Linked DNA regions of Homo sapiens: region 2 is linked to region 1. A link is a contact called in ENCODE Hi-C or POLR2A ChIA-PET data. All regions are on one chromosome and are shown on one strand. Each heading gives the region's core, a stretch centred on a gene start or an enhancer-like site at or near the end of the contact. The rest is flanking DNA. Distances are from core to core; before and after follow the strand shown. Region 1 overlaps EARS2 (glutamyl-tRNA synthetase 2, mitochondrial). Region 2 overlaps UBFD1 (ubiquitin family domain containing 1).

Region 1 (3,161 bases), core at 437-2,936:
TGGGATTCCAAATTTGGCTATAAAAATGTAATTTTCTAGAACGGATACTGTCTTTTTTTTTTTTTTTTTTTTGAGACAGTCTTGCTCTGTCACCCTGGCTGGAGTACAGTGGCACTATCCTGGCTCACTGCAGCCTCCACCTCCCTGGGCTCAGGTGATCCTCCCACCTCAGCCACGCCAGTAGCTGGGATTACAGGTGTGCATCACTACACACCACTAATCTTTGCATTTTTTGTAGAAACAGGGTTTCACCATGTTTTCTAGGTTGGTCTCGAACTCCTAGGCTCAAGTGATCCACTGGCCTTGGCCTCCCAATGTGCTGGGATTACATGCATGAGCCGCCGTGCCCAGCCCTGGAAAAGATACTCTCTAAACAACACCGAAAAAGAACACGCTCAGGGGAAGGAACTGGTTTCCCACACACTAAAGTGAGCCACCTGCAGCCATGATCATAGAATATGACTCCCATTGACCACAGCTGATTGGACCAGGGGTAGACACCTGACCCAGGCTAGGCCAATCAGATTCTCCCCTGCGAGTTTGTATGTGGAATATTGGTTATTTAATTGGTGATGTAGGAGAAGAGAGATGATTTACCTTCAGGGCTAGGGCAGCTGTTGGCCAACTGCAGAGATAAAGAGAAAGGCAGCCTGCAGAGGGAAAACAAGGGGAGCAGACACACAGAGGGGTGAATGTTAGAAACTGTGCCATCTCAGAGGGCCGAGTGGCTGCCTTTGGTCCCAACAGGTTTCTAGGTACAGATTCCATTCTTTTGTGAGGTCCAGTTGGAAGTCCTGCCCTTTAGATCTGTGAGAGTCCTAATTCTTCCAATAAATTCCTTTCATGGTTTCAGTTAGTCTGAGTGTGTTTCTATGCATTGCCACCAAGATCACTGTTTCTAAGGATGAAAATAATGGTGATAGTTACCTAACATTTATTAAATGCCATGTAATGTTCTAAGAACTTCATATATGTTGCCAGGCGTGGTGGCTCATGCCTGTAATCCCAGCCCTTTGGGAGGCCGAGGCAGGCGGATCACCTGAGGTCGGCAGTTTGAGACCAGCCTGATCCACATGGAGAAACCCCGTCTCTACTAAAAATACAAAATTAGCTGGCTATGGCGGCACATGGCACATGCCTGTAATCCCAGCTACTTGGGAGGCTGAGGCAGGAAAACCACTTGAACCCGGGAAGTGGAGGTTTCAGTGAGCCAAGATCACGCCATTGCATGCCAGCCTGGGCAACAAGAGTGAAACTACGTCTCAAAAAAAAAAAAAAAAAAGAACTTCGTATATGTTATCTATTCCAATCCTTACAACTCTTTGAGATGGGTACAATTCTTATTCCTATTTTACAAACAAGAAAATTGAGGTACAGAAAGTCACATGTGAATAAGGGGCAGAATGTTTCTGAATCTAGACAGCCTCTGTGCCCTTCACTGCTGCACTATACCCTCAAAACACTGGGGATGGGCTTGAGGTTATTTAAAATGTATGAAATTCCTTCAAACACTTTTACTTAGCCAGGTGTGGTGGCATGCACCTGTGATTCCAGCTACTCAAGAGGCTGAGATAGGAGGATCTCTTGAGCCCAGGAGTTAGAGCTACAGTGAAATATAATTGTGCCACTGCACTCCAGTCTGGGCAGGCAACAGAGCAACATCCTCTTAAAAAAAAAAAAAAAAGTCTTACTGATCCTGAGCAAAACCCTCAAACAGAAGACAGACGTCTGGAGCTGCTTTCAAGATAGCACAGCACACTTCACTTGAGGAAGTAGCAACAGCTTTATTAATTTCGCTTTTTTATTAATTTCTTGTTGAGACAGAGTGTCGCTCTGTTCCCCAGGCTGGAGTACAATGGTGTGATCTTGGCTCACTGCAACCTCCCGTTCTGTGGGGGTTCAAGTAATTCCTGTGCCTCAGCCACCCAAGTAGCTGGGATTATAGGTATGTACCACCACACCTGGCTAATTTTTGTACTTTTAGTAGAGATGGGGTTTCACCATGTTGGCCAGGCTGGTCTTGAACTCCCGGCCTCAAGTGATCTGCCTGCCTTGGCCTCCCAAAATGTTGGGATTCTAGGTGTGAGCCACCAGGCCCAGCTCTAATTTAGTATTTTTTAAAAACTGTGGTAAAATACAGAAAAATATAAAATTTACCATCTCAGTCATTTTTAAATATACAGTTCAGCGGCATTACGTATCTTTATAATGTTGTGCAATTATCACCACCATTGACCCCTGTAACTACATCTTGCAAAACTGAAACTCTATACCCTAAACAGTAACTTCCCATTTCTGCCTCCCCAAGTCTGACAACCACCATCTTATTTTCTGCCTGTATAATTTTGATTATTTTAAGTAATTCAAATAAGTAGAATCTTACAGTATCTATCCTTTTAACTTTATTTTATTCATTTTTTTTTTTTTAGACACAGGATCTTGCTCTGTTGCCCAGGTTAGAGTGCAGTAGTGCATTCATAGCTCACTGCAGCCTTAACGCCTCAGCTCAAGTGATCCTCCTACCTTAGTCTCCCAAGTAGCTGGGACTACAGGCATATGTCACCTCACCTGGCTAATTTTTAAATTTTTTGTAGAGACAGGATCTCACTATGTTGCCCAGGCTGGTCTCCAAACTCCTGGCCTTTGACAAGCCTACCACCTTTGCCTCACAAAGCATTAGGACGTATTTGTCCTTTTGTGACTGACATTTCATTTAGCATGAAGTCCTAGAGGTTCATCCATGTTGTAGATATACCAGAATCGACTTAGTATTTTGACCACTCACTTTGTTAAAAACACTCACTTGACCATGAGCCAAGAAGCTCCTTTTAACCATTCTTAATGTCTTAGAAACAGATGCTCTGACAACACTCAGTAGATCAGAGTTAAGCTTGGACTCTGGATCGGCACAGATCTGAGTTTAAATCTTGGTTTTGCCTCGTACTATAACCTCGGAAGTTTTAGTTAACTTTTCAGAACCTCGGTTTCCATATCTGTAACAGAAAAAAAAAATACTGCTTCTCTCATAGTGTTATAAAAAAAATTTACTGAGATGATGGACTAAGGCATTTACGAGCATTATCTGACACCTGGGAGAGGGTGAGGCTCATATAAGCGCACAATAAATTACAAGTATTATTATTGTCCCCTTCTGTGGTCAA
Region 2 (3,161 bases), core at 191-2,690, 50 kb after region 1:
GTCATGTGTCACGTGCGTCCTTCCCATCTATCCATTCTTTGATTTACACGTGTATCCACGAACAAGATGGAGTGTTGTTTTGTGCTTCCAGTTTTCGTAAATGGTATTATGTATTGTTCTACAACTTGCTTTTCTTTGGTTCAACATAAGAATCTGTCAGTATTAACTGTAGATCCATATGGACCCAGTTGATACCTCTTTAAAAAGAGCTCCAGTATTGGTGTGACTAAGCCTTGTCACTTTGAATTCTGCATTCCCTTACTGATGGATATGTAGGTTGCCCCAGGTTTTTGTGGTTTCAGACAGTGCTGCAATGAACATTCATACCTGTTTTCTTGAGCATGTGTGACAGGTTTTCTAGGGCAGCGTTTCTCCAACTGTGGTCCCTGGATCAGTAGTGTTGCATCACCTGGGAGCTTGCTAGTTTCTCAGGCCCCACCCCAGACCTCCCCAAATTAGAAACTTCACAGGGTTGGAGCCTGCTGATCCATGTTCCAGCAAGCCCCCCGGATGGCTCTGATGACCACTCAGGTTTGAGAACTGCTGCTTTAGGGTTGGCTCAGCTTAACCCTCAGCCTGCCTGTTTTTGTTTTTGGTTGGGAGAATGCTCCCCACGTGCAAAGTTTTGTTTGGTTTTTCTTCCCTTTTTAATTAACTCACATCCCAACCCTCACCCATGTTTGTCCTGCCTGCTTGGTCTCCCGACCTCTGAAGTACCGCTTGGTTTTCCTTTTTCCCTTCCAGGCGTTTCAGTTGGGCCCCACGGAAGCCTCTTACTACTGGGTGTACTGGGTTCCAACTCAATATGTGGATGCAATCAAAGACACTGTGCTGGGGAAATGGCAGTATTTTTGAAAGCACTTTCACCTCTGGCCCAGGAGACTGACCCAAAGTGAAGGACATTGCCGGGAGAGGCCTGCAGCATCCCTGGATTTCAGAGTTCTGGAACTTTGTTCATAAAAAATCTATATTCAATCTGAGGTGATGTGGTGACTGAAGCCAGAGGTGATGTACTTTCACCATTAGCTTAATTTTAACTTAAAATTACCAGTTCCCTTTCTTGCAGTCAGCTTCATACCATTTTTAAAGTCAATACGATGGAAATCAATAAATCTGAATTCCGAACATGTTGTGTGGAATACTCTTAAGTGTGTTTGAGAGTAGATCTGCCAATTATGTTGACAAGGGAATGATCAAAAGCTTTGTTTTTTTTAAAAAAAAAAAAAGCAGTTTCAATTGAAATATTTTCATACATCTTTGGTTGCAAACATTTGGACTGCATTGCAATGAGTTGGGGTGTTTTTTTTTTCCTTTTTTGTATAAAATTGTATGCAAAATGGGGGTGGGTTAGTAAGCCACATATTTCTGTCCATTGATTCAGATTTAATTCTTTCCCTTTTTCATTCTCTCGCTTCCTCAATTTGAGTTTTTGTTTTAAGAACCCAAAGATGTCAGTTCTTCTTTTGGTACCTCATCAACGCTTCCTTTCCTGGGCTCCCTCCCGCCGTGCTGCTGCTGCCTGTGAACGCACGGTGGGAGAGGAAGAGCTGCTCAGTCTTGGGCAAGGAGCTCTCACACTTGCTGTGGTGTTCGTTGAGCAGCAGAGTATCTCCCAGTGACTCCTGTTTAAATGTCTTGCCCTTTGGGCCCCCATCTCCAAGGAGTTCCATTGCTGGTTGGATGATTGTCTGCACCCCTCACTGAGCTTGGCCTAGAGGCCCAGCCTGGCATGGTTGTGCCTGGGCTGTGCCGCTCAACAGCCCCAGCTCCCAAGCAGACAAAGACCTCTTCCAGGAGGAGCCAGGTAGAAGATAGTTATACAGCCATATAGCTGCAGATCCAGATAACCTTCTTTCTTTGGAAGTTTTCAAGAAATTCTTAAGCAGTCCAAGGATGATTTCAATTATGCTTCTCCATTGGGTCCTTCTGCTCATGCATTCAGTTCAAGTGTCCTTTATCCCAGGTTCAGAGATGCTGCCTTTCTGAAGAAGACATCTGACCCTAGCAGGTTGGCCAGTGTTATTGAACAACAAAAATGGGATAAATTGCTTTCATGATTAGCTCACCTTCTTCTGGTTTTAGCCCTTCTGTTCTCTGTACACGTGAACTTCTGTCATCTCCTTCTGGCTTGGTTGCCTCTGAAAGGAGGGAAAGTCTCTTGGTAAATTATCTCTTTTGTGCTGTTTGCTGTTTCTCTGCTGCCGTCTTTGCAGTTCTCCTCTCACTGGTTGCAGGCTTTCATAGTAAGGTTTGGCGAGAAATGTTCCAAACATCACATTTTGGATTCTAGGCTGTCACCCCTCATTCTGTGAAACGTATTAGCATGTGTTCGCCCAAGATGACTATTCCTTGTGAGCCAGTTAATGATGATATTCTACGCCCTTCCCTTCTAAGCTGTAGTTCAGGAATCCAGCCCACATAGACAGACTCTTGCTTTCCATGGTGTAGTCAATGCCAAGTGATGCATCTAGGCAGGAAAATCTACTCTTTGCTTTTTTGGGGGCAATTAGTACATTTGTGAAGTGCAGCATCCAAGAAACAGCCTGTTTTTTCATCCCTTGAGAAAGGAGCAGTCATTGCAGCTTTTCTGTCCTTGTCGGCCTGCAGTTCCTGGGGAAAAGAGTACATCTGAGCTACTTGTCCAAGCCTCTGTCTGCAGGTGACAGGTTTTGGGGGAAATGAGATGCATTAAGTAGAACATCATCTCGGGTCAGACATTGCCCCTTTTGTTTGCCAATGCCCCAGTCCTAGAGACTTGTCCTGACAGTGCCGCACACCTACTTTTGATCTCTCAGAGCAGGTGGCTCCATCCCCAGACTAGCCTGGCTGCTCTCCGAGGCCCCTCCACCTGCTCCCCTTATTGCCCCATTCTTGTGGCTTGCCGGGCCACTTGGCCTCCCTTCTTGCCGGTGACAGCGTTCCATCATCTCCCCGCTCCCCAAGGGCCAACTGCTTCTCACTCAGGCTGGTGTCATTTCAGGAGGACCAAAGCCTGCGTGAGCCTTTTTATTTTCAGTAAAATGGTGCTTTTTTCCTTACTTCGAGATACTATATATAAATAATAATGTAAATGACACCTTTTCGTACGGAGCTGTTTGAGTATTGCTTTACAGAGCTCACTAAATCAGCTTCAACAATCTTGAGCTCTGTGGCTCCTCACC

Evidence for each region. Hi-C counts contacts between places; a loop is a spot of excess contacts on that map. ChIA-PET counts read pairs that join two places held with the same protein, here RNA polymerase II (POLR2A).
Region 2: a loop to region 1 is called in a map of breast epithelium, with 14 times the contacts of the local background. The contact joins two enhancer-like sites. A Hi-C loop is called at or near these places in 4 of 168 maps with a recorded cell type or tissue (CD8-positive, alpha-beta T cell, IMR-90, breast epithelium and 1 more) and 1 of 37 single-sample maps with no recorded cell type. POLR2A ChIA-PET finds 5 or more read pairs at or near these places in 10 of 52 experiments (A673, AG04449, B cell and 7 more).

Annotation. Positions count from the first base shown.
Region 1 is chr16:23,518,990-23,522,150 of GRCh38, forward strand. EARS2 (glutamyl-tRNA synthetase 2, mitochondrial) reads right to left here. Exons shown (of 9, transcript NM_001083614.2): 9 at 1,765-3,161. It also overlaps a transcript of GGA2 not described here. Among named protein-coding and RNA genes, the nearest start is that of GGA2, 10 kb to the left of the region's middle. Within about 2 kb of position 1,687, at least 3 of the 41 ENCODE cell types and tissues checked have a DNase peak (open chromatin) inside an H3K27ac peak, as active enhancers do; they include B cell, where a contact is called at or near this core.
Region 2 is chr16:23,569,736-23,572,896 of GRCh38, forward strand. It overlaps UBFD1 (ubiquitin family domain containing 1), which reads left to right. Exons shown (of 7, transcript NM_019116.3): 7 at 745-3,161. The coding sequence ends at 855. Among named protein-coding and RNA genes, the nearest start is that of UBFD1, 14 kb to the left of the region's middle. Within about 2 kb of position 1,441, at least 6 of the 41 ENCODE cell types and tissues checked have a DNase peak (open chromatin) inside an H3K27ac peak, as active enhancers do; they include B cell, where a contact is called at or near this core.